Regions from separate parts of the Mus musculus genome. Here all the other regions are linked to region 4. Evidence: chromatin loops called from intact Hi-C (ENCODE). Cell type or tissue: heart. All regions are shown on one strand. Region 1 holds the start of Rbmxl1 (RNA binding motif protein, X-linked like-1). Region 2 overlaps Slc10a7 (solute carrier family 10 (sodium/bile acid cotransporter family), member 7). Region 3 overlaps 1700092C02Rik (RIKEN cDNA 1700092C02 gene). Region 4 overlaps Slc10a7 (solute carrier family 10 (sodium/bile acid cotransporter family), member 7).

The links. Hi-C counts contacts between places; a loop is a spot of excess contacts. Peaks named below come from ENCODE experiments on the same cell type or tissue, not always from the same donor. Only the 100,000 strongest peaks of a DNase experiment are listed, where the experiment ranks them.
Region 1: it touches region 4 in a loop (2.4-fold over the local background); 19 of 42 quality-filtered maps call a loop at or near these places.
Region 2: it touches region 4 in a loop (2.2-fold over the local background); 3 of 42 quality-filtered maps call a loop at or near these places.
Region 3: it touches region 4 in a loop (4-fold over the local background); 2 of 42 quality-filtered maps call a loop at or near these places.

Annotation. Positions count from the first base shown.
Region 1 is chr8:78,506,582-78,511,581 of GRCm38, forward strand. It overlaps Rbmxl1 (RNA binding motif protein, X-linked like-1), which reads right to left and starts at 2,347. Exons shown (of 2, transcript NM_001252089.1): 1 at 2,218-2,347; 2 at 1-236. The coding sequence starts at 131. Slc10a7 (solute carrier family 10 (sodium/bile acid cotransporter family), member 7) reads left to right here and starts at 2,747. Exons shown (of 12, transcript NM_029736.2): 1 at 2,747-3,093. The coding sequence starts at 2,994. In heart, no CTCF peak of the experiment used is centred here; DNase peaks (open chromatin) are centred at 2,030, 2,330 and 2,760; H3K4me3 peaks cover 3,335 bases; H3K27ac peaks cover 2,743 bases.
Region 2 is chr8:78,582,884-78,587,883 of GRCm38, forward strand. All of the region lies in intron 5 of Slc10a7 (solute carrier family 10 (sodium/bile acid cotransporter family), member 7), which reads left to right. Among named protein-coding and RNA genes, the nearest start is that of Slc10a7, 76 kb to the left of the region's middle. In heart, no CTCF peak of the experiment used is centred here; a DNase peak (open chromatin) is centred at 2,218; H3K27ac peaks cover 286 bases.
Region 3 is chr8:77,627,259-77,632,258 of GRCm38, forward strand. It overlaps 1700092C02Rik (RIKEN cDNA 1700092C02 gene), which reads left to right. Exons shown (of 3, transcript NR_045467.1): 2 at 348-464; 3 at 1,572-1,699. Among named protein-coding and RNA genes, the nearest start is that of 1700092C02Rik, 5.6 kb to the left of the region's middle. In heart, a CTCF peak has its summit at 3,072; no DNase peak of the experiment used is centred here; H3K27ac peaks cover 528 bases.
Region 4 is chr8:78,646,212-78,651,211 of GRCm38, forward strand. All of the region lies in intron 5 of Slc10a7 (solute carrier family 10 (sodium/bile acid cotransporter family), member 7), which reads left to right. Among named protein-coding and RNA genes, the nearest start is that of Gm39203, 26 kb to the right of the region's middle. In heart, a CTCF peak has its summit at 2,883 (motif pointing left); a DNase peak (open chromatin) is centred at 1,260.

The DNA of each region.
Region 1 (5,000 bases), 140 kb before region 4:
TCCCGGTCTTTCATCAAAAGTATTTCCACTATTCGTCCATACTTGCCAAATACTGCTTCAAGGGCTTTCTCATTTGTTTCTGTATTAAGCCCACCAATGAAGAGCTTTCCTGGGCGATCTGCTTCAACCATCTTGCCTTCCAGCTGAGAGTCGGAGGGGACGTGAAGGTCTCAAGCTCCTCCTACAAGCTCGCCAAATCGGCCTTCCAAGTAGCTCACCGGTGACAGCTGCTGGGTCTCAGAACAGAACAGAAAAGCCACTAGGACTACTGCACACGAGCACCTGTGAATATTATTGTATTAGTTTCCTCAGGCTGCTGTAACAATGCATTGCGAAAGGGCTGGGGGTGGGAGGTGTGTTATAAAACATTGATTTTCTTACAGTTCAGGAAGTCACGAAGTATGAAGGTAAGTTTCTATCAGAAGCCTTAACAAAAATCTGTACCATGACTCCCTCCTAGCTTCCAGTGGTTGTCAGTAATTCTTAGACTACTTTGGCTTATAGATATCTCAATCTAGTTCCTCTCTCCACCCTACGTGGTGCTTACACTCCACCTGCACACCTTTGTATGACATTCAGAAGAACTGCAGCTTTTCATACCTATCAACATCTGATTTCTACAAGTCACCTTCTGAGGTCATGGGAAAACGTGTCTTTTACAGGGGATGGTACTCCAGTTAAGTTGGAGAAAGGATATAGGCTCATAAACTTAATCTAAATGAATATGACCCATTATTCTGGACTATCTGGTTAGGCTTTAAATCCAAGGACAAGTATCTTTTAAAGATACACACAGAAAAAAGGTAATGAATGCTCAAGGATGCAGAGAGCAGCCACTTGAAACATATGGAGGGAGATGTGATGCCTAACCAGGTCGAGACTGGAGCATCAGAACCTAAATCAAGGAAGCCAGGGAATATTAACAGCCACAAGAAGCTGGAAAGAGCCTTTAGAACACATGGCCCTCCAATATCTCCATTTTGGATTTCCTTATTCTGCAACAGTAAAACAACATGTCTATTGTCTGAGTATAGCTAACTCGGGGAGGGGACTATTTGTTATAGCAGCCCTAGCAAACTAATACAGTCCTTGACAATACAATTCACAAAACTACGGTTAAAATATTCTATGAATTAAGATTTTGTTCTAAACAGGTCAAAATCTCTAGAAAGACTCTGTGAGCAGCCTTACTTAAGCAGCACTATCTGTGATGACCTTTTGAGTATTCGATGACTGAGGCAGATTTTTTTTTCCTTTTGAACCAAGCAAAATTACTGAAGAAAATTATGTTATAAATTTTACTTCCTAGAACTCCACTTACCTTGTGACTGTCTTATAATAAGCCTTTATCACATTTCATGTACTTCTTTTGCCTGGTAAATTGTTTAATGTCTCCCTATTAAGTTCTTTTTATCTTGAGATTAGCTTTTCTTCATGCTGCCTGATGCGTAATTACCGAGCAGTGGGGGCTGTGCAACTGAGAACTGATAGCACAACTGCTTAAAGCAGCTTAGTTTTTGGATAGCGAGTCATGTCAGCAAGATAAAGTTAAATAGAGCAAATTGCACGCCGAGTCTCTTTCAAGCTTTGAATGCATTCAGAATGAAAGTCTGGTACAATCCCTTTCGAACGTTACGTTCCATAGTAAACTATTCAAGTAGCTGATACCAGGCTGCTTCAAAATGTCCCACAATACTTTGTTCCTTTCTTTCTTTGGGTGCATAAAGAGGAAGGGTTGATGCTCGGAAGACCATTCGTGAAACTATGTCATAGATTCGCCAAAATGCAATGCAAGAAACCGAGGGTTGGGGGAGGGGGCGGACATCAGACCCTCCACCCTGGATCTGGCCCTCACTGCTTTTGTTCTGAGTTCCTGGCCCCCTCTCAGTTGTCCTGTTGCTTTAGTGGTTCGGGGTCAGGCAAAGGCCCGCACCACGCGGCCTCCGGAATCGCCCGCCCACGCGCGGCACACGGGTGGGGAGGAGCCTGGGTCGCTCTCTCACCGCCCCCCAGGGAAGATTTGCCCCATCCCGGCCGTCCTCCCCACTCCCGAGGCGGGTTTTGGCCGCGGAGGCGGTCGGGCAGAAAGGCCCGGGCAGGCCACCGACCTGGCGGGAAGGCCCAGCCCGCCTTCCCCGCCTTCCCGCCGCCGCCGCTGCGGGAAGGCGGGGGGCCTGCCGTCCCGGACGTCTGCTCGGCCACCGATTTTCAACCTACCCACGGGGCTAACGCTTCCCTAACTAGGAAGCCGCTTTCCCGCGCCGGTCGCCACACGCGTCTGCCGCCGCCGCTCCCGCCGAGAACCAGAGGCCGCGAATGGCTTCCCCTCCCCCCGCGCAACGTCAACGCGACGTCGGTCGTCGCCGTAATGTCTCGAGTATACGCGCATAGACATAGCAGGCATTGGCGCGCGCAGCCGCCGCCACGGCGCAGCCCGGTACCGGCCCAGCGCACGCCGCGGGTCTCTCGGGCTCAGGGCAGAGTGAGAGACGCTCTCTGCAAGGCATGTCTCGGGGCTCGGGCCGCCGTCAATATAGCTTTACTGCAGCGACACCCATGATGAGGCTGGGCGTCTGGGGCGCCTCATCCCTCTCTCCCACTGCGGGCCTCCCCAAGCTTGGCCGTGTATGCACGGCGGCGGGTCCTGTTAGTGCAGCCCGTGACTCGTCTCACTTGCGTGCTCCTGGTGTGCCTCCGTTTTACGTCCCCTGCGCCCTGGTCCTCGGCGGGTGGGCGCGTCTATTCTGAGGTGCGTGGTAGTGATGGCGGCGCTCAGCGAGGCTTTCCTGTCACTGGGTACTACTACTCCCAGCCCGCCTCGGAGCCGCCCGAGCCACCCCTCGGTCTTTAGTTTACGAGTGGCAATTTGACTTGCTCTGCTGCATGTCTGGAGGGATCGAGGAAAGTGTGGAGACGCCCCGGGGATTTAGGGATCGCAGTTTGGAAAGCAAGCCAGCCAAACAAATAAACAAAACCCACCCGCCCTAACAAATATGAGGCTGCTGGAGAGGGCGAGGAAAGAATGGTTCATGGTCGGGATAGTGGTGGCGATCGGCGCCGCTAAGCTCGAGCCGTCGGTCGGAGTGAACGGGGGTAAGTGCCGCACCTCCGCCGGCTGCAGCGCGCCGGCTCCCACTTCTGAACTCGTCGGCGAGTCCCCGGGAGGAGCGGCCGCCCTGGCTGCGGCACAGCCCTCTGTCTCGCAGCGGGAGAGAGGGGGGCTTTTAGCAGGTTCTTCTCACTTGCTAGCCCAGGAGGGAATTAGGAATGGGGCAGGGGAGTGGGAGTGCAGGTTGCCTTTTCTGCGGGCAATCAATGACTTCTGCTCAGTGCCGGAGTGAGGGTACAGAAACTGAAAGTTACTCCTCTCGTTCTTAGTAGCATCCCATCCCAAGGGACTATAGGTTGCCAGGAGTTCTTTATCTATCCTGGAATAGACCTCATTATCCAGTCTATTTCCGACTCCTCCCTTTTGCCGCCCCCCCCCCCCAAAAAAAAGTCTGTTGGAGAGAAAGGGGTTTGGGGGAGATTATTGGCGGGAGCGGCGGATAGGAGAAAAAGGAAAAAAGGATACCCTTGCTCCAAACTTCAATTTTTAGTGTGCCTTAGTTGCTGACTAAAACTCCCAATTGTACTGACACGTTGCACTCTTTCCTTACGGGACACTACTTCCGTGTGCTGCTGGGCTGCCGTTACTACAGCAGCCGTCCAACAGTTGCAGACTGTGTTAGACTATGCACACTGTATGTTTTGGCAGGGAAGTGTGGATGGGTTAAAACCTCCGCTCCAATCTCTGAATAGTAGGAGCTTTGTAATGTGACCTGTGGACACTGGTGGGAACATGGGACGTGTCACTGGCGTTTTATACCCTCTCCCCCACCTTCAGACAACCTTGTTCTGCTTTTCATAGATATTAATTGAGTTTCTTCAGTTCATATGTTTTTGACCTCATGAGTTAGGTTCCAGGTTTATTGGCAGATCGAATATATCAACCATGCAATGGACCCAAATAAGGACAGAAGAACACACAGTCTTTCCCAAGTAGGAGGTGCCCATGTAGATATTTGAAATTTTACCTTGTTATTAAAACCTTACAGAAGTGAATGGATGATCTCTCTGAATAGTGTTTTTTCTTTCCCCAGCCCTAATTTCTCCATTTAGAGTAACTTCTGGAATCGTTTGGATTGAATTATTTAAACAGTGATTTCGATAGGAAAGCTTTCTATATTTAATTTTTTCCCCTTTAAATTTAACATATTTTAAAATTTAAATGCAACATAGAGTATGTATAGTTACCAGTTAGTTTTAGAAACAACCTTTCTGTGAGCCTTTGGGAAACTGTTAAGTTGGGATTTTGAGTTCAGTCAAATGAAGGGGGAATCTCTTGTTCCTGGAGCTGGGAGAAGTGACATGCTCCTGTCTTTGAGGCTACTTACGATGCTCCACTGTACTGGTTACAGTGAGGCTAGATCTCTGCTCAGCATTGAGATGGAGTTCCTGCTGACGTGTGTGGCCTATAGCCCCGCATGTCTGGGTTTGCCAAATGCCTTTTCCCTTGCCTTCCCCAGTGCTGAGTGGACAGGAAGGTTGCTGATGGTGAATCAGTTCCCTAGAGTTTCTTGTTCTGGCAGATACAAGATGGACTCTGTGAGCTCAGTTGTTCCCTTGGATTCTGCTTATTGAACTTTTTTACACTATTGTGTCTTAGAAATACTGTTTCATTTTCCAACAATCCTTATGGTAGTATTATAGGCTTTTTTTTTCTTCGTGGGGGTGGTGCACAGCTTTAATCTCAGCACCAGGAGGCAGATCTCTGAGTTCAAGGCCAGCCTGGTCTACAGAGGACAGCCAGGGCTACACAGAGAAACTCTGTCTGGAAACCCCCAAACAAATAAATCAATAAGCAAACAAGTAAATAAATAAAAATCTAAGAAGTAGGAGCAGGATAAATATTTCCAGCTAGAAGTAACTTATAAAATAATTTAAATCAGCATGCCACT
Region 2 (5,000 bases), 63 kb before region 4:
TAGTGCAAATGCTCCTGTATTACACATAGTGCAGATGCCCATGTATCCTACATAGTGCAGATGCCCCTGTATCCTACATAGTGCAGATGCCCATGTATATAGGGTAAAACCTACATGTTTCAAGAGCAGTGTCTTGATGTTACATCCTCCTCAGAAGGAGGTGTGTCTGCCTGCATGTACATGAGTGTACCTAGTGCCTATAGAGTCCAGAAGAGGGTGCCAGCAAAAATAGTGAAGAATCTCAAATGTTAATGAAGGCATGAAGTGTTTCCTCCCTTCACCTTTCCCTTTCCTTCTTCTCCAACACTCAGTCTCTTCCTCTCCATCCCTCCCTCTCCTCCTTCTCCTGCTCACCCTGCTCTCTGCACAAGGTCTGATTTGAACTAATGATGCTCCTGCCTAAGTCTCCTGAATGCTAGAAGCTAGAAATTTCTTCCTTCCTTCCTTCCTTCCTTCCTTCCTTCCTTCCTTCCTTCCTTCCTCTTTCTCTCTCTCTCTCCCCTCCCTTCCTCCTTCCCTCCCTTCTTTTACTTAAGTCTAGCATGTATTTAGTTCATGTATACGGAGGTCATTTTGCTCATTATTAATTATGATGTTGATTTTAACCAATCCAAATTATTCACTTGGAATCTTGGTTTACCCATCAAAGTTCACAACTTACTTGATTTTCATTAAACTTTAATGCCTGAACATGTTGCTGGAAATATTAAAAAAAACTGGAACTTCCCAAGGAACACCAGGCACTGGTGGGCCACATGGCTCCAGCCGAGTGTTCTCATCTCAGCAGACTCTGTGGCCCAGAGCTCCAAAATCTGTTCACCCAGCTCACTAAGTTCCTATGGTGGGAGGGTTGTTACCATGCCAGCCCCATGCTTCAAAACCCCCACAGCCGTTGTGGTTCACATCTGGCAAACCCATGCTTTTCTGCCATCCCTTTCTCTCTCAAACCCAGTTGAACCACTGTGTAAAGGAAAACACCACACAAACTTATTAGTTCAGAAACAATGGTAACTCAATCACTGGCATGGCAACTAGAATCCTATTCTTGTAAGCCATGATAAATCTAAATCCTCTGTGGCAAATACTGGCATATTTGCCATTAAGTCTGGTAGCTATATCTTGCTCTCTCGCTATCCCCAATATCTTGCTCTCTTGCTATCCCCATCCCCAAAGCCCCTAACTCTCTCCAGCTTCCTCTCTTCCTCCATCCAACCAAAAGTCCTGCCTACTCGTTCAGTGATTGGCTCCTTTATTCATTAGGGGATAGGTCACAAGAAGTCACCTGAGTACTCATCCAGACAGCCCCTCCAGGGTAAATGGAATTAACATCAAAATACAAACAACTCCAGGGCCATCCACAACAAGAACAAACAAGCATCCTTGTTTCCAGGTGGCTAGTGCCACCCTGCACAGCACCATTTCAAACTCATCCTTGTAGCTTGGATGTCACACGATCAAGACTTTTGAAAGGACTTTGCCTTTACAGCTTGTTTTCCAGATGTTTCCCTTTACAGCAAGGAGCATACCACCTGTTGGGACTAACAGACATCCTGAAGGCTGGATTGCTGGCTAGTTTGACTAGTCGTGCTGATTAGCTTAGTCTAGCCACACAAACTGAGGCTCAGGTGGGCCAGATACTGTGCTCTGTGCTCAAATTCCAAGCTCAGGACCACAGATACAGGAGGGTGCATGGGGCTTGCTGGCTAACCAGCCTACCCTACATTTGAGTTACAGACCAGGAAGTAAGTGACCCTGTCTCAGCCAACAGAGTGGATCCTAGCTTACACACACAGTGACAAAGTATTACCACTGGTTCATTTAACAGCGTGACACAAAACACAGAGCTCACCCAAAGGGAACACAAGTTGATTCTAAAGCCAAATATGAGTGATAGAGGACCAGGAACACAGACTTAGGGCTCCACAAATCCCACATTTCAATATGGAAGCAGTTTCATAAAGCTTTTATAATAACAAGGACACAGAAAAATCATAAATAAAACACTTCCTAAACACATTAGGTAGATTAGTTGCAGCAAATAGGCTTCCTCTCTGCTGTTGGCCTCAGATGCCTCTGATGTCATCTTAACCTTCTGGTTTTAGAGGTGGGGGAGGGCTAGGTTTCTGTACATTCCGAAGGACTTACCTCACTCATTGGCCCAAAGAGAGTAGCTCCCACACAAGGAGGAACAATAAAGAACTATTAAGGGCACTAAAGATGGCCCAAGATAATTTGGCTCTGGCTGCAGGATGTCGGTCCCAAGCTCCAGAGCTCTGCAGATCCAGGGAAGGCTGCAGCTTCTCACCCAGAGCTTCCTTCACACAAGAGAAAATTACCTTGAATGTCCTCAGAGCCCTGTTAGTGCACTGCGTGGTTCTAGACACTGAAGCAAAAGCACAGCACATAAATAAGTATGTGGAGAAAAGCTACAGTAAAAGCATGAAGCGGCAGGAAGTCAGGGCCGCCCCCAGTGCTGGTTCCCAGCACCCCGCCTCCATTATGGGCCTTGCCATGTCAGCGTGCTCTTTGTTAAATCAGACCCACTTTTAAAATTTGAATTTATCTCAAGCCCCCAAATTCACAGCAACACTATAAATAAAAGGCTATCTTGTTATGACTAGAGGTAGCAGATATTAAATCACACAGGAAAAAGCTGCTGTAACTTCACAGATAATCCTGCAGCCTACACAGGCTGTCTCTTGCCTGCCCACCCTCTCCTCTCCGAAAGATGGAATTAGCACCATTACAGGGAGAATTTGCCTGTGTCTGAGTCAGCCTATTCTCTAATTCTCTCCTTGTGTCCACTGAGTCCCTTGATACACTGTGCTTTTGGGTTTCTAAATCACTTCGTCAAGAAACAGGTTAGAACTCCTTGAGACAGACAAGGAAAAATCCAGACTCATGGATTCCGGCAGTGGGGTGCGTGCCTGTCTCTCTCAGATCCTTCTCTGTACAGTGCTTGTCCAACACTAGCCAAGTGTGTCCAAGGCCAGGCAGGCCAGGATAAGAAGATGCTCCCCTGCTTAGGGAGGAGGACGGGCTCACACTCTTATCTGAATTAGCCAATGGAAATTAAAAAGTGGTCTTGTTATTTAATAAAAATGCGCAGAACGTCTCTCAAGTCCACTTTAGCAGCACAGTGCTCCTGTAGCCTGTTGGGACTGGTGAAGCCTTAAATGCATTAGTCACAGTGGCCATTTTTCTTGCAGATTTGTGACGTGGATTTAATTATGGGGATGACCAGCAACTTACAAATCTAATTTTGGTGGAGGTTGAGGCCATTTTTTTTTTTTTTAATAATGATGGATTTTTTTAAGCAATGATTTCATTACTATTTAAAGAAATCTACTAGTGTAGAACTAGCCAATTGACTAGAGTTATTTTATTACCCATTAACAAATACCATTAATTTTTATAATGTCATCATTTCCAAACTAAAAAAGTATTTGCTCCAAAATCTTTTTGCCCAGTAATAAATAATATACATTACGTACTCTGGATGTTTATAAAGGTCCTCTTTAGAAACATGTCCCTCGAAGTTGTTTAAAACCAAGATTAAGTTTTCTTAATTTGGATTCAAGCTACTAGAACTGCTATAGAACTGGGCTTTCAGCCCTGCAACCCTTGGTTCTTAATGGGCGCACAGTTCTCATCTTAGTTTTCATCCTCCAAGCACACACCTACCAAGGGTAATCTATTCTTCCACTGTAACTATCTCTGATTGACCATTTGTTTTATTATTGTTGGCAGAAAGTTCAAATTTTCTTGCCAATATCCCTTTTGGGTATTAATATTTGCCCATGTTGGGTGTTCAGTTCTGAGCTCTGACAAGCGAACCCATGTATGTTGTGGCAGTCTAGGATAAGGTGATTTCTATTTGGTCAGAGGTTCTTTTGTGCCTCTTTGTTCTCAGCCCTTCTCTCAGCTGAGCTCCCAACACTGAATGTGTCCCTTTGCTTATTCCAGAGGGACCTGTCCATCTTTCCAGAGGAGGCTGGCTACCTACCTTCCCTTTGTGATTTTCCCTTTTGTGGCTCTTGTCCTGTTACCAGGTGCATCAGCGAACCTTGTCATTGCTGAGTCACATTGCATTGCTTAGTACGTGATTGTTGATGAGCTTTAAGTTGTGGGATACTTCAGATAGTGAATGATTTCCAGTGTGTGTTAAGGGTTTGAAAGTCCCTAGGGTGCAGCTGTTGGGAGGTGCTGTGAATCTTAGATGGGACACTGTGGAGATCCACAGGGCACCAGGGAGACAGTGCTCTACCTTATCACAGAAAGAGCCTCTAATGCTGGGAAACCTTTCTCTCTACAGTTTCTCTGTAGGGTACTCTGCTATAGTGTTAGAAAGCTGGTAACTTGTTTTTTTTTTTTTTTTTTTTGTGTTTGTGCTTCTTGTGACTGTGGATAGACCTCATTTAGACATATTTTCCCAAATCTCTTAGGGAGAAGTTAGAAATGAAATTGCTGGGACCTGAGGAATGTGTTTTGAATTCGAAGCAGCCTTCAAACTTTTGCAGTGTCTTAGGTTCCCAGAGGACTGTGTGGAGCCCAGTTGTTCTGCATCCTTGCCAGCGCTTAGTTTTAGCAGGTTTGCATTTAGTCATTCTTGTGGTCATGCAGTAACATGACGTCATGGATTTCATTTGCTGCCCCTCACTGGCTAAGGATGGACAGTTTTTATGAGTGTTGATTTGCTACCTCTATGTCTTTGGATAGTGACTGTTCATCTTTCTTGACCATTTAAAGAAGAAACTGAACTGTCGGTTTCTTTATACTTGGGTGTAGGTCCTTATAATGGACCCAAATAATTTATCAGATGTTTGTAAGTCATTCTTCCTAACTCATGTACACACGCGCGCGTGCACACACACACAACCTTCTCTTTTATTATTAGCAGTGACTTACAAGGGGAAATTCATTGTATTACGCTTATCTGTTTTTGTCTTTCATATCTTGACTTTTTGTTACTTAAGTTCTCGGTTTACCTAAATAGCCAC
Region 3 (5,000 bases), 1.0 Mb before region 4:
ATTACTATGAACTGCCAATTTACCCTTCAGGTCCCCTGTGTCAATGGTGCTGTTAGTTATGAAAGAAAAACATGTAGATTTTGTCTTTCTTGAGGGGAAAAATCTATACTTCCAAAGTTTGAGAGCCCAGCATTATCTTGTGCTGGACCCAATAATTCAGAAAGAGTATAGAGAGGTGACTAGACTTTTGATAGATCTGTGGCAAATTAGTGGGTAGCAAATACCCGATGAAGAAAATTCCTAGGAAGTTTCAGCACCTTTCCCCACTGTTAGCTCAGAAACACTAAGTAAGGAGCCTAGTGCTTGCCTCTTACTCCTGGTACTAAATCCTCTTCTCTTCTTACCAGGGCCGCCACAATTGCAGGACAGAAGAATATTGATTTCACAGGAAGTAGGAGATGGCTACTCCTGCAGGAAGGAAGGGGCCCCGACCCTGCTGGCTATGAAAACAGGAAACCATCCAGGCTGGTCTTGAATTTACTATTTAGCACAAATTGGTCTTGATTTCATCATCTTCCTGCCTCTTGAATGCTAGGGACAGGAGATACTCAGAACAGATTTTTCTCCATTTGAAAGAGAACGTAGACATTAGGCTTAAGGGGGTTCATTATCAAGCATTGAGCCCTGTGGTGGGGTTGTAGCTTTGTGGGTGGAGTGCTTGCCTGGCAGTCAGGAAGCTTGGGTTCTATCCCCAGCCCTAAACAATCAGGCATGACAGTCTGTGACCACAATACCAGCACTTGGACATATGAGGCAGGGGGATCAGAAGAACAAGGTCACTCTTGGCTACTTGAGACATTTCAAAAAAAGATTTTATATGTATATATTATATATGTATATATTATATATGTACATATACACATCTATTCACAAAAGTGTGTTCATAGCTATGCATTTAATATTTTATATTTTATTGCACATTTACATGTATATCATATAAAATTAATACATTATGTTCTATTTATTTAAATATTTATAATGTATGTATTAGATGTTATATGCTTATATATAATTGTATATGCTATATTTATATCCAACATATTTACATTATTGTTTAATACACACACATATAACATATATAAATAATATAAATCTAACAGGCCTCAAGACTTTAGCACAACTGACTCCATGATGGAAGTACCATTCAGACTTTGGAACCCAGCATGGAACCAGCACCGCCTCCTAAAACTAAAGGCCTAATCCATCGAAGTCCATAATCCCAGGAAATCCCTGACTGCACTAACCTTGTGTTTTGGCTTCTTCACTTCTGGCTAACTGCTCATGTTAACTGAATGTGGCTTCTGTGCTGAAAGCTCAACCTGAGAAAGGCTCAGTGGTACACTAAGATCCCCGGCATAGTCACCACAAAGCTGATAAAGACTTTCTATTGGCTTAAACCCTTGGCTGAGCAGTCTTCTCTGTTGGATACCCCAACAGGAGCAGATAATTAGATTTTTCTCATGTTCAAATACTTAAACTGCAGCAAGAGGACATTCTGATGTGTTTCAAATTTCAGTGGCAAATAAATAGATGTGAAGGAACTTAACTTTTAAAACCATTCATTTCTGTAGGGGACAATGAATGTCTATGAACCTTCTCTCAAGATGCAGAGGCACAAAGATTCTGAATTCTAAGATTCGAAGTCTTTAAGTTTAGATACAGAGACCCTATGCCAATAAACAACAAGCAAGCAAGCAAATAAAACCAAGGGTTAGGTGTGCTTTTCTGTGATACACTGTTGCTTCCTATGCCCACACTTTTGAATTTTGTCTCCATCACTGAAAAAAAAAACAAAAAACAAAACAAAACAAAACAAAAACCCGAAACCAACCCCCCAGCATCCCCAGTGTTGGCGTTGATAACTGTAAGCCAGCCCTGTGTGTGTGTGTGTGTGTGTGTGTGTATGTGTGTGTGTATGTGTGTGTGTGTGTGTGTATGTGTGTGTGTGTGTATGTGTGTGTGTGTGTGTGTGTGTGTATGTGTGTGTGTGTGTATGTGTGTGTGTGTATGTGTGTGTGTATGTGTGTGTGTGTATGTGTGTGTGTGTATGTGTGTGTGTGTGTGTATGTGTGTGTGTGTATGTGTGTGTGTATGTGTGTGTGTGTGTGTATGTGTGTGTGTGTATGTGTGTGTGTATGTGTGTGTGTGTATGTGTGTGTGTGTATGTGTGTGTGTGTGTGTGTGTATGTGTGTGTGTATGTGTGTGTATGTGTGTGTGTGTGTGTGTGGGTCACAGGCAGAGAGTCCTGAGATCCAAACAACACAAGGGCAAGACCTTGTCTCAAAAAACAACAGTAGCAAGAAAGTACTTGCTTTGCAGAAAAAGAAGAATCAAATTATCTCGAATTTGAAGACTACAACAAAGTCTTACGATAAAGGCATATTTTTTCTTTTGACCATTTTCTTGTATACAAAGAGAAAAGATTCATCCCATAGCTGACAATTACTTAATGTAACTTCTTTGTATCCTTGCTTAAGAAGTTTTTAAAAAAGGCCTGGCAGTGGTGACTCGTGCCTTTAGTCCCAGCACTCAGGAGGCAGAGGCAGGCAGATCTCTAAGTTTGAGGCCAATCTGGTCTACAGAGTGAGTTTCAGGACACCCAGGGCTACACAGAGAAACCCTGTCTCAAGAAACCCAAAAGAAAGAAAGAAAAAAAGGAAATATAACCACTAAAGTCAGAAAAAGGGGAGTGTTTGCCAGGCGTATGACTGTGTTCTTAATCTCAACACCCAGGAGGCAGAGGCAGGGTGATCTTTTGTGAGTCCTTGTCTACATAGCCAGTTCCAAGACAGCCTGTACTACACAGTGCTACACACACCCTGTTCCCGGTCTAGAAAAGAAAATAGAGGAGTATTAAGAAAGAATATGAAGGCTCAGGATTCTGTTGTTGTAACGACGCACCAGCAACACCACAGAAGTATTATTAAAAGGAATATTGCTGTTAAACACCTTAAAATTCCATGTGTGATGATTATGCTTGCAGGCAGGCACTATGGATTCTTCGCTGTTGTTTTCTACCTTTTATTTCCATCCGCCCCGCTGAACCACGGCAGGAAACAGAAATGACCGCCAGGTTGCGCTGTAGTTCCACAGCAGTGGAATCAGGCTGGGCTCCGAGGCGTTCGTGAAGATCTGTGTGGCTGTGGTTTTTCTGCTTTTGAAGCCTGGTGGGAGGAAATATTTCACAGGAAAACAGAAAACACTTTGCTGAAAACAGTCCCAAATTTACTGTGATTTAGAGATCGGTTATTCGTGGGGGAAAAATTCAAGGGGGGGGGGGGTCCTCTGTAGCATTTCTTAGAGAAAAGGGCCTTAAACTCAGCTTTGCTGGGTGAAAGGTTATTCCTTCTGGACAAAGAAGAGACCAGACAATCCCGTTGAAAGTTAGTTTCCTATATTATCTAGTTGTTGATGGATAATACTATTTTTAAAAGTTCCAAGATAGGGTATATTTATTTTTTTTTAAAAAAACATAAACACTTCAACTTTTTTTTCCTCAAGCGTTTTCCTTCCTTCTCTTTCTTCCAAAATGTCAATATTTATGAACCAGGGGTTGTGGGAAATGTTACCTAGAACTGGAAAAGTCAGAGATTGTCTGTCCCTGGGGACTTGAGTCTGAGTGCCAGAGGGCAGTGTGTGGCTGGAGGGACATAGTCCTTCCTTCTTGGCACCCTGTGGTGAACTCTTTGAAATGGAAGAAAATGATGTTTTCTGCTTCATATGCAGACGCCTCAAGACCAGCAGTGGCTGCAAGTTTCTGTATATCATTGTGCTATAAAAACAAGCATAGTTACAGTGAAAACTGTCCCGGCAGAGCCAGTGCCTAAGGTCCACAAACCAGCATTTCTGATTACATTAGGATCTGCATAGTGTTTGTTTAGGCCACGACAAGACTCAACAAAGGCAAGCACAAATCATGGAATATTAGTAAATTGTAGTGCTTATATTTACTGTGAGGATTTTTTTCTCCCTTTAAGATGATGAGGAAATAAAGAACATTATTTTTAATCTGAATAGTTGGTTCCTTTCGCACTGCCAGTTGCTAGGTTGTGAGATAGAAATGAAGCCACAAGTAGGCAAATGTTACTCGGCAGAATAAGAAGAATCAGGATGTAGAGCTGTTACCTGAGAGTCACTAACAAAAGAAAGAAAGAAAGAAAGAAAGAAAGAAAGAAAGAAAGGAAGGAAGGAAGAGAGAGAGAAAGAAAGAAAGAAAGAAAGAACGAAAGAAAGAAAGGAAGAAAGAGAGGAAGAAAGGAAGGAAGGAAGACTTAGAAACAAAGGTCACACAGTAAAACCGCCTCTAAGATCAAGTGAAGACTCTTGCCATGGTCCCAGCCCCACCCTTGTCTTACATAAAGGTGGCCCCCCTTACTCTTTCTTTACATTTATGTCTGTAACCCTTTGCCTCTTAAATATTTAAGTCTCCGGGTATCTGTTCTCTAATCACTAATCATGATTTTTTTCCCTTTGTTCTATGTGCTTTAGCAGTTTTTATTTAGCTTGCTTTATTTTTAAATGTCCCACCAAAACACTTAACTGGTATCCAAAAAGCTTGCTGTATAAATAGTGAGATAAAAATTCATAGAACATTTTATTTTCCTAGGTCAGGAAGTGATTGCCTTGTTTCATTTTTGGAAAAGAATGACAAGAGAATCACTGAGATTAACAGAGAAGCAGAAGTCCCTGCTTCTTGGAGAAGCGAAGAGCTCTCCAGAAGACACTCCACTTCCTAAACACATGTCCCTCCAGTGTGACCAGCTTATTGTGGACAGTTTCCTCTCACTTGTCACAGGCTGCCACTGTTTGCTGTTCTAGTCCCCAGCTTCATTTTCCTCATCTGTAAAGGATGGAAACATTTAGCCCAGAGCTGTGGAGACCATGGAATTTGTAACAGACTCGGTCCTTAGCGTGCCCTAATGTCCTGTGTATGTTTGCTCTTCTGACTTTTCCTCATTGGTAGAAAAACAAGAAACAAACGCAATTTTATCTCTCTATA
Region 4 (5,000 bases):
CCCTAGAGCTTGTTGGCCTGCTAGTCTTGCCTGGAGAGATGGCTGAGAGGTTGAGAGCATTTGATCTTGGAGAGGACCAGGGTTTGATTCCCAGCACCCACATGGTGGTTCACAACTGTCTGTAACTCCAGTTCCAGGAGATCCAGTGCCCTCTTCTGGCCTTTGTGGGCATAGTGTACATACATGATGCAGGGAAAACACTAAAAAACATAAGATTCTTTAAAATTCTCCACAGAAAGGTGGAGAGTGGTAAAGTAAGTTATCCAACATTGACCTCTGACTTCTACACACACACACACACACACACACACACACACACACACGACTGCACAGAAAACAACCCTTGATTGAGATAGTAGTATTCTGCTTTAGGCATATTCCTAAGAACAGAAAATATTAGATGGAGCACAAATAAGCTTAGTCCCTCATGAACTGGCCCAGGATGAAGCCAAACAAAAATGGTGCCTTCATTGCTCTGCATGGAGCTCAAACCCAGGGCCTGTGTATAGGCAAGCACTTTAGCACCAAGTGGTATCCCCCACACACGAAAAAGTGGAAGGCTGCAAGTGTGCTTCATGCAAATGGAGAGAGACACATAGCACACCAGCATATTCAGCAGGAAGAGATACTGGAAAGCTACCACTGACGGAAGCCCGGGCAGGAGCAGCTGTCGGAAATGGACCCAGCACCCAGAGCTAGCATGTGCAGAGACCTATAAGGATGGGAGAGGTGGACATAGGCAGGGAGGTAGGAGCAGATTATGCAGATGTGGTAGCACTCTTTAATGACATTTAAATGTGGAGGCTGGGTTGTAGTCTCCTAGAGTTTAAGCTCCCAGAGAAAGACAGGGAAACAGTCCATTTGAGATACAGCACCGAACACCGGCTGAATAATAGCATGCACCATCACCATCGTCCACTCCAGAGCCTCTCTGTTCCCTCTTCTGCCTGGATTGCCCCACCTACTACAATAGCAAATCCAAAGCACCCGACCTGTAGCACTGCCCTGTACCCGCCATAATGCTCCTCCCCCAAGCTCCTAATCACAGCCCATTGTGAGAAAAGGTTCATGCCAGCACTCAGGAAATCATACCGAGATGCGAGGAAACCCTTTTGCTTATGTTTGCTGAGGGCCAGAGAGCATGGTTTATATGGGTTTTATCTGTCTGCACTTGCCATATTTGAAACAAAAACTGGTGAGAAGTGCTTTCCCCCATATGCATCTGGCAAATCTGTTTCCTCACAGGCTTGGCATCAAGTCAGCTGGAGTCTGCTCCCTTGCTGTAATAGCTGCTGCAGGATCGCATCTCAAAGCTTCCAGAGAGCACTGTTCTCTGATGAGACAATGGAAAGGGAAAGCAAACCCAGAGATGGCTACTCTGCTGCTATCTTGAAGGTCCTGCCCAATCCCTCTGGCCTTCAAACCAAGGTCACTGTTTAAGCCAAACCTCTACTCTGAGGGAGAAGGCGGGTTGCAGAAGTAGGTGAGAGAACAGGGACCGCAGACAGTAAATGAGCTAAAGATTCTAGATGGTTCTTAGTGCCCGCAGAAACACCTGTGTATAGACACTACACCATTGGAAATACCCGAAACACCATCTATTTACCTTTGGTGCTGAGGTAAGGCTAATCCCCCATTCAAGCTAACTGATTCCCTCTGTGACCTGCTCCTGGTCACTGGCTTTCTGTGACACACAGCCTCAGTGTTTATCTTTCAAGCCCTGCCTGTAGCTAATGTGAGGATTGTCCTCTCTGTGGTCTCCAGAAGTTCAGGAATGACAGGACTTTGTTATTTTCGTAGGTTGCAAGGAAGCTGTTCTGTGTGATGCATGGCTTACAGATGAACTTGGCGGCTTTCCCCGACAGACTTGAAAGACAGCATTCCTAGACATGACTTTTGTTACGTTTGTTAAAAATATCATACTTGTGCCTGTAATACTAAGCTTCATCCTCATTGTTAATGTGGATAAATTTTACCCTTTAAAAACTTACACTATCAAAAAAACCAAAAACCAAAAACCAAAAGACAAAAAAGCCTTACACTATCATATGTCTCTGTACATTCAATACTAAGTGCTTTAGTTTTGAGGTTTGTGAACTCTGTTACCTCCCACGTCACTAGTAGCATTTGTTCTTTAAGGAGGGGCCTGCATATGTGATAGAACATTGTGGACAGATGACAAGTTGCTATTATACCTTTATTTGACCTGAGTTATCTTGAGATTTGTCACTTGTAGGTAAACGGTTAGGGACAGGAGGGCCGAGTTGGATCAGTGGGTAGTCCACAGCAGATAGCCTGTGTTTATCTGAGTTCGAGTGTATATATTGTCCATATCTTTATCTCCTTACCTGCCGCCTTATTCCTACTTTTACCTTGATGAGCTGGCAGCTGCATTCAAACGAGCAACTCAGCAGCAAGTAGTCACATCTGGGGGAGCCGTCACATCTGGGGGAGCAGAGGGCACAGTGCAGGACTTCAGTGTGAACCCTGATGGAAGAAGCTTTCTAGGAGAAATTCTTTGGGAAAAATAGATAATTAGTGACTTGCTTTAGTCCTAAATGTAGATGTTTTAGTCTTAAATGAAAAGTATCTTTAAAGTAAAATTTAAAAGGGTTGATGAAGAAACATGCTTCAAAAATGCATTCAATATGTGAAAAAAAAACTTTTAAGGACATAGGAATTAGGACGAGGGATTAGAAATGAGAGTGTGTCTTCCCGAAAGAGTTCTTTTGAACTTGTTTCAGTATTGTGCTGCTTTTATGAGCGTGGCATTGGACGATGCACAAAATATTTGATGTGCACTTATATGCACAGAACCAACGGTAACAATTTGTCTAGCACAGAACTTTCTGGTATTGCTTTGCCCTGGAAGGTCCCACAGTGCCACCTAGTGCCATGGGTTTCCTTTGCATTGTTTTATAAATTTAAAAAGTCCACTGCTCAAATTTTTATAGAATGAGTCACGAAAGCAAATATGTGGATTAAGCAAGATTATAAACGCAATGATACGAGGATCTTGGTTGTATAAAAAAATCTGTTATGTAGATTTCCTGACTTAAGAAATGGTTATTATGGGGCCTAGCAAACACAGAAGTGGATGCTCACAGTCAGCTAATGGATGGATCACAGGGCTCCCAATGGAGGAGCTAGAGAAAGTACCCAAGGAGCTAAAGGGATCTGCAACCCTATAGGTGGAACAACATTATGAACTAACCAGTACCCCGGAGCTCTTGACTCTAGCTGCATATGTATCAAAAGATGGCCTAGTCGACCATCACTGGAAAGAGAGGCCCATTGGACTTGCAAACTTTATATGCCCCAGTACAGGGGAACGCCAGGGCCAAAAAGGGGGAGTGGGTGGGTAGGGGAGTGGGGGTGGGTGGGTATGGGGGACTTTTGGTATAGCATTGGAAATGTAAATATGCTAAATACCTAATAAAAATGGAAAAAAAGAGACTTACACCCTTGATAATTCAAATTAAAAAAAAAAAGAAATGGTTATTATTCCAGCTCACATCAGGAAACTGTCGACGAGTGTTGCATTGTGTGTAGACTGATGGAGTTACTGTGGGCTCTGTCCAGGGTAAATGCCTTCCCCCTTTTATTGTTTGTCCCTCTGTAAGCAGTTAAAGGCCATATTCCCAGGCTGCTTCTGAAGTTCACTAACCAACAGTGTATACCACAGAGCCTACCAATTTCAGGGAAAACCATATGTTCACTTTTTATATTAGAATTGAGAGGACTCAGAGAGGAGTGAAGTGACTTCTGTGTATAAAACATAAGTCGAATAGAAGAATACTCTTTGGGGAGAAGAGCACTAAGAAACGCAATTGAGAAAGGACAGGCAAAGTTCCGGGCAGTCCGGATGATATGATGGCCGGAAGACAGCCTGGGTCATTCGCTACCCGATGGCGGGAGGTCGGGATGGGTGGATACTGATGTGCTGTTTGTCATTGGAAGGACTCATTAAAAACAATCTCATGATTTAGTGGAGTACTAGAAAATCCTGCTTATCATCCTTTTAAATTTTCTGTACAATTAATTTTTTCCTAATGAGATCCCTGTGCTATTTTGTGCAAGGAAAGCATTTCAGTTTTTCCTTATGATAGCCATCCATATTGAAAACACTAATTTTCTAATCAAGAGACCATTGTTAGGAGATGGGTAACCATGTGCCTTGTAAGTTCTTCCTTTTAGAAAACTATATGTTGTGTATGTAGGGGGAGTGTTACTACTTAGCATATAAACTACAAGAATGGAGAGAATTTTGTCAATCTGTATCCTTAACTTCTAGAATAGTGTCTGTCACATTGTAAGCACCCAAAAAGAAATCAGGCAATTAAAGGTTTATCCCGCAAGTGTGCAGACCAGCATTGGGACTCCCCAGGACACACATAAAAGCTAAGCAGGCATGGTGGCTGTCTAGAATCCCAGCACAAAGGTGGGAAACACAGACAGGTGATCCCAGGATGCACTGGCTCGTGGAGCAGCCAAAATCTGTGAGCCTCTGGTCAGCCACAGTCCCTGCTTCAGTAAGAAGCAGCACACATGCACATGGACACATACATCCATGTACATGGTACCACCCATGTATGAACATACATGCATACCCACATGCATCTGAACACTTAGCACATCACATATACTAAAAAAGAAAGAAAGATAGTTGTTGAATGAAGGAGGAAATGAGAACATGCAACATTGTATAGCTGCAGCACAACACAGTCATGAGAAAGTATATGGTGGGATTTTACTTAGGTTGCCTACGTAACTGTAGCTGCAGTTATGTCCTTATGCCTGCTGCCATTAACACATGAGCACTGATAAGAAATAATTCCTGGGCTGGAGAGATGGCTCAGTAGTTAAGAGCACTGACTGCTCTTTCTGAGGTCCTGAGTTCAAATCCAAGCAACAACATGGTGGTTCACAACCATACATAATGAGATCCGACGCCTTCTTCTAGTGTGTCTGAAGACAGCTACAGTGTACTTAGACATAAT